Regions from separate parts of the Homo sapiens genome. Here region 1 is linked to region 2. The links are chromatin contacts, found by Hi-C in ENCODE. All regions are on one chromosome and are shown on one strand. The core of a region is the stretch at or near the end of the contact, and the rest is flanking DNA. Distances in the headings are between cores, read along the strand shown. Region 1 holds the start of PLPP4 (phospholipid phosphatase 4). Region 2 holds the start of LINC02930 (long intergenic non-protein coding RNA 2930).

What was found. Hi-C counts contacts between places; a loop is a spot of excess contacts on that map. Pooled maps may share reads with other maps.
Region 1: a map with no recorded cell type shows a loop between it and region 2 (3-fold over the local background). The contact joins the promoter of PLPP4 here to the promoter of LINC02930 in region 2. A Hi-C loop is called at or near these places in 1 of 168 maps with a recorded cell type or tissue (endothelial cell of umbilical vein), 1 of 37 single-sample maps with no recorded cell type and 2 of 50 pooled maps.

The regions. Positions count from the first base shown.
Region 1 is chr10:120,455,533-120,458,626 of GRCh38, forward strand. It overlaps PLPP4 (phospholipid phosphatase 4), which reads left to right and starts at 1,695. Exons shown (of 7, transcript NM_001030059.3): 1 at 1,695-1,829. The coding sequence starts at 1,774.
Region 2 is chr10:120,607,241-120,610,339 of GRCh38, forward strand. It overlaps LINC02930 (long intergenic non-protein coding RNA 2930), which reads left to right and starts at 1,342. Exons shown (of 5, transcript XR_002957103.2): 1 at 1,342-1,533.

The DNA.
Region 1 (3,094 bases), core at 445-2,944, 150 kb before region 2:
GAAGCATACCTCCTCCCTCCAAGACCTTCCTACCTTACCTGCACCTGACACCCCATGTGCCTGATGATATATACGTGTATATATATATCATATATATAGCCATATATAATATATATGAATGAATATATCATATATATAGCCATATATATATATATATATGTATGAATAAATATTTATTCATTTACTAAGTACCAACCAGGTATCCACAGTGTGCCGGGCACTGGGCATAGAGTGATGAGGAATGCAGATACAGCTCCTGCCTGTGGTGCCTCAGGGCTGGAGTCCCTCCCACACAGAGCCTGGGTTGTTCCTACTCCCTCTGCCTCTCTCTCTCTAGACCCTGAGATATCTGGGCTCAGGTATCTCTGATCTGCACGTGTTTCCTTTGGAGGTAGGGTCTGTTTGCCCTTTGCTGATGCCAAGGGCTTCCTCCTAAGTTCTTTCTACCTGCTCCCCCTTTTATCCAGGACTGAGCCATAGCTCCTTAGTCCCAGGAACCACCTTCTAATCCGTGTCCTCTGCTCACACAATTTTGGCTGGGTCTCTCCTAAAATCCAAGAGAGGCCTGGGCTCCCCAGGAACAACCTAATGGTTATAATCACTGTGTGTTTTGCATTTTAAATGTCTGCTTGGTTTAAATTAGTGAAGCCAAGAAGTCAAAATTCTAAGAAAAGTAAATAAAATTCTGACCGGTTTGGGAAAAGCAAATCCAAGCTCCTGCTGGGCTCCAGCTGGAGGTCGTGACCCCTAGGCTGCGAGGGTTGGGCTTTTGGCTCTTAACCTGAGGATGAGGCTCTGGGTTCTACCTGCTGCCTGGCTGACGGCTGGTTGAATGCTGTGTCAGCGACGAGCGACCCTGACTTCCCACACACCGGCCAGGCCAGGGACGGTGGCAGGAGCTTTTTCATATTCCACAGTTCAGCAGCCCCAAGCTGCTGGGGGCGGAGGACAGGTGGTGGGGGAGAGAGGATTCGGTCCCCAGGGGCCACCTGGCGCTGGTGGCATGGCGGGGAGCCAGGCTTGCCTTTGCCCTCTCTCTGTGCCGGAGCCCTGGACCCTGGCTGGCATCTCCTGAGAGCAAAGCGAAGCCCGCGAGTGATCTCTGGGGAACTTCCTAGAAAAAAGAAAGAATTTCAGGTTCGAACGGTGTAGGGAGGGCCGAACACGGGAGCAAGGTTGGCCAGGGCTGCCCTGAGCCCTGGAGAATCCCCAGAGCGATCGTCCACTACATGCCCACGTGCGTGCGTGTGCCAGGGAGCGAGAGCCCGGACAGCGGGAGTCGGAGGCAGGACCAGGAGCTGCAGAGGGGCCGCGGGCAGAGCCCCAGCGAGCGCGCTGCCCTGGCGCGGAGCCCAGGGGCCGCCCACTGGCGGGGGAGGCGGGGAGCGCGCAGGGAGGCGGCGGCGGCGGTGGGGCTTCCCCGGGCTTCCCCTCCCCGGTCCGCGGGTGCCCGGCGCGGGCCCAGGAGGCGGAGGCGGCTCCTGGGGAGAGGGATCCGGGAGTCCCTGAGGCGGCCCCGGCTCCGCACTAGGAGGCGGGGTCCGCAGTATCGCCAGCGGCCGGCGCGGCTTCCCGGAGCCCCGGAGCCCGAGGCGCGAGGTTTAGGCTGAGCCCTCCCCGGCGCCTGCCCCCGCCCGGCGCCCGCCTCCGCCCCCGCCCGCGGCCTGGAGCGCGCCTCCCTCGCCTCCCAGGGTCTGGCGAGCCGGCGCCGGCCGAGCTGCGGGAGCCGCGGAGAGCACCAGCTGACGCCGCGGGAGCTGCTCCGGCCGCACCATGCGGGAGCTGGCCATTGAGATCGGGGTGCGAGCCCTGCTCTTCGGAGTCTTCGTGTAAGTAGTGGCGCACCGCGGGCAGGGCGCACTGACGCGGGGGAACAACCGACCAAGCCTCTCTGTGCCCTAACTTAGTTTGCGCAGCCGCTTCCCACTGGGGCCTGGGTTCGAGGTCCCTTCCCCGCCAAGTGCCCGCAACGTGTCCTACGGGACCAAGAGAGACCCTTCCTCTCTCCTTCCTGGGACCCTAGGCGCGGAGCGACCACCGCGCGCCGAGGCTGAGACCTGCTCCCGGGTCTCACCGGGCCCGCGCCTGTCGCCAGCCCCGCACCACCTGCCCGGGGGATCCAGGGCTGCACCTCTAAACAGGGACGCGCACCCTGGCCCGTGCCCTCGGGAAGTTTCTCCTTCTGTGTGATCTTTGAGGCCCACGTTGGAAGTCTTTACCCCTGGCCCCGTCTCCGATTCCTCCCCGCTGTGCCCAGGGCCAGACTCCTTCCGTGTCCCTGGCTTTAGCGCCCGCGGTCCTGGCGAGCGTTTTCCCAGCGGGCGTTTGCGGCGCTTCTCCTACTGAGAAACTGTTGCTGTGGAGGCTTGAGAAGTCAAGGGGCTGCAGGCCGGGGTGGGATACACACACCCTGGAGCTCTGTGCCCGGTCGATGTCCGCTTTGGGGGCGGAGGCCCTCCAGGGGTAGCCGTGAAATGCCCAGGGTGGCTTTGAGCGGCTGGCACTGAGAACAGCGATCCCGAAAAGAAGAAGGGGTGGTGGCGCAGGTTCTTTCAGAGATGCCTGAGCCTCCTCCGTGCGCCCAGGGACCCACCGCTCATTGACTTCCAGGGCCCAAGCTGCAGGGAGCTGTCACATCTCTCTTTCAGACCTGAGCCCAGAACACCAGCTCAGAGCCACCCCGCAGCCTCCCGTGAGCTGCTGTCACCTAGGCACCCACACCTGCACTGGTCCCTCCATCAGTGAGCCAAATTCTCTCCCCCTCTCTGCCCATGGATGTTTTCTGCCACATTCTAAGTATTAAAGTTACATGAACTTTTTGGATTTGCCATGCATTTATTTATTTGTTTGTTTTTGTTTTCGTTTCTGGAAAAGCCCTCCCGAGCCAAACAGGAGGCCCTCTTTGAATTTCTGCCTCAATCTGGAGTCATCCATGGCAGGTGTGCTGTGTCAAAGATGACTTCTGTTCTGGGCAGCCCAGGGGATACACATGGAAAGAAATGCCCTTTCTTGCATGTTTTTCTTTAGCAGGGATTAAATTCATCCAGAGTATTTATTCACACCATCAGAAAAGGCCATGAGCTCCCCCAGATGC
Region 2 (3,099 bases), core at 92-2,591:
AAGTGGGAAAATGCTTCCCATTCTCGTTCTTTTTCTCTCTCATTCACTTATGTCCCCATATCTGTAGTCAGGCATTTGTGGTATAAATAGCTTGGTTAGGAGTAGAGTGGGTAGCCATGAGCAGGGTGTGGAAGTTAAAATGGCACCTTTGCCAATTCCAGCCAAGCCTATGGCCAACAGCCAGGCCTGGCCTCTTCCACTTGACACTGGCCTGCTGGTGAGACTCACAAGACCTCCTTGCTTTGTAAACATCATCCAAAATTCTTCCATCAGTTGACATCACCATCTAGTGGGGTCTTCTCTCATGGGAACTTCTGCTCAGAGAGCGAATTGCTATGAGTCAGTAGGAATGACTAACAGAGATTCCAGAGAGAAGACACTGCCAGTTCATGGCCTCTTAAAGAAATGAATACATCAGTTAAAAGGCTCTTGTCTGCTGTCTATGACTTTCAGAACAACTTCTCCCAGTTGTCTGACATTGAGAGTAATGGAACCCTTGGGAGAAGTATCAACGTAATTAACAAACTTAGACATAATGATCCCTGATACTTTTAACAAAACATAAAATAACCAAGAAATGTCTACCACTTTATAAGTTCACATTGGAAACACACCTGATATAAATAATGAGTCAGAACAGTGGTTTCACTATTAAAAGTCAGCAGGTTTCATTATTAAAAGTCAGCCAAGAAAACGTGAAAACTTACAGGCTGAAAGAATAATTAAAGGCGATCACTATAGATTTTAAGCATTATTAGTTCTCAAAACTTCTGACTGGCTGATGATGAAGACAAATTCATTCTAATTGTCCTTGATAATTTCATGCTTTTAAAATCTCATGGCAAGACCAACTTGGGAGCCATAGTCCTCAACAGTGGGCATGGTCAGAATGATGGCTGGTAAGAGCAGAGCCCTAATCCATGACAGAATCTGTTAGCCTGCATGGATACAAGTGGGATGATGACTAATGAAGCCACTATTTAGCATTGTATCTAGGATTTCCTTGCCATCTGTAAACCGTGACCCCTCCCTTCAGGCAGTTTTTTAACCTGAGGTGGTTACCTGTTTTTGTTTGCTGTCCTACACTCCTGGCCCCTTGATAGAATTCAACTCTTCTTTGATAACGATTCAGTCTTCCCCTGTTCAAGTGATCAATGTGGGGCTGACCCCACCTCAGCTTCAGAGATGAGCATGTGACCCTGCCTGGCCAATGAGAATACCATATCTCTCTGACCATAGTGATTGGTTAAGGGATGAACATGTGGCCCACAGCTGACCAATCAGAGCTACTGAGACTCAGTTCTATGGTTTCAATGGAAACCACTGAAAAAGAGAAACTCTCTTTTGGCTAGAGTTGCTGTGAGGATGGAATGGGGAACCTGGACAGCTCCAGCAATCTTACTGCAGAAGGTGCTTCTGGGTGGATCCCAGGCAGAGGAATCAGAGGCAAAACATGGAGGGAGTGAACTCCTGAAATCACTTGGGTTCTGAATCCAGCCAAGCCCGAAACCAGCCCTGCCCTGGGCTTTTCAGGTACTTGAGCCAATGCATTCTCTTTTCCTCTTCATCAAGGTTTGTTTAGAGTTTGCATCCCACGTGACTGAACAGAATGGACATTGCTCTTAGCAAGGGACAGTAACCATGAGTCCAAGTCCTGAAACAGAGATGGGGTCCCCTTCCTCCCTTCTCACTGGTTTCCTTCCTCCTGAGTGGGGTCTATCTGAGCCTGGCATTTCCTTCGTGACAGTTTCATTTGCTCCTGGACGGTTCCCTTGCTCACCATCAGCCCTCGGGCCAGCTCTAACACTCAGTTTGTCCAGATAATGTTAGGAACCTGTAAAGAGGAACTCTATGTTGTTCAACTTTTTCTCTCATTAGCACACTGTTTTTCTGTCCCGGGTGATGCAGGCTGAATGCAAAGCAGCAAGATGTGCTGGTTTGAATTCCGTGGCCTTCCTTCATCAGCCTGAGTGTTTGTGTACACACAGCTGGGCTGCAACGTCAGTTTCTGTCTGATGGCTCAGAGCCACAATTTTACCCTGTTATTGATGCCCATTATGTCATTTTAGAAAATGTAGGGATGTGGCTGTCCAACTTATCTGAATATCTGTATATAAATAAATAAATGTACATTTAAATCCATCCTAACTTTGACGTGATCTGAGGGAAAAATGAGGTCTTTGTGTTTTCCCATAGAAATAAGAAGAAAGTAGGTTAATAAACCATCAGTATCACAAGCAATAATGCAACACATGAAATATCATTTGCAAATTATTTTTGCAATTACAATGTTGGTTTTCCATGAAGAGTTGTAGCAGCTGCCTCCTCTCTCAAATAACATATTCACCTGTGGACAGATGGGGAATTGCTAAGATCCCAGCTTATGTTTGTGAAAAGAGAAGCACCACAGTTTAGTGAGCAAGGAGGTTACTAAGCTTGGTGTGCACTCAAAGGCCATGTCTGCACTGTGTGTGATGAAGTGGAGGCTTTGGATACCCATCAGCAAGTTTTATGTTAATAAAATATTTTTTCTTCTATCAAATGCTAAGACCAAAAAGTTTGTCATCTGAATGTAATCGCGTAATTGTCTTGACTCTCAGCTCCATTTTGTGCTCAGAAGAAAGCAGTTGTGTCACGAAATGGAAAGATGAGGTCTAGGTTCAGTAGACCAGTATTGGCATTCTGGGAAAAATAAGACCCCAAAGATAACTTTTTACCATGATTTCACAGACAAATAGGACCTGAGATTTTCTTTTTATGGAGCAAGAAAGCAATGCTTATGAGGACCAGATCTGGGTCTAGTACTACCAAAGAGACTGCAGAGACTTGTGGAGGCATGTGATGGTGTTTCTGAACAATGTTTTTAAATTGTATATGTTTTGTAACAGGAAGAGAGAGATAGGGAAAGGGAGGCGGGAGGAAGGAAAGAAGAAAATAAGAGGAAGGAAGGAAGAATGGAGGAAAATTTCTCTTAATCAGAGAAATAATGAGAGCAAAAAAGAAAAAGAAACCCAGAGAGTCAGAATTCTATTGCAGCATCGTTGGCTAGAGAAAAGGACACTCGGGATTTGACAGGTCGTTGGGAGTGGCTGCTGGGTT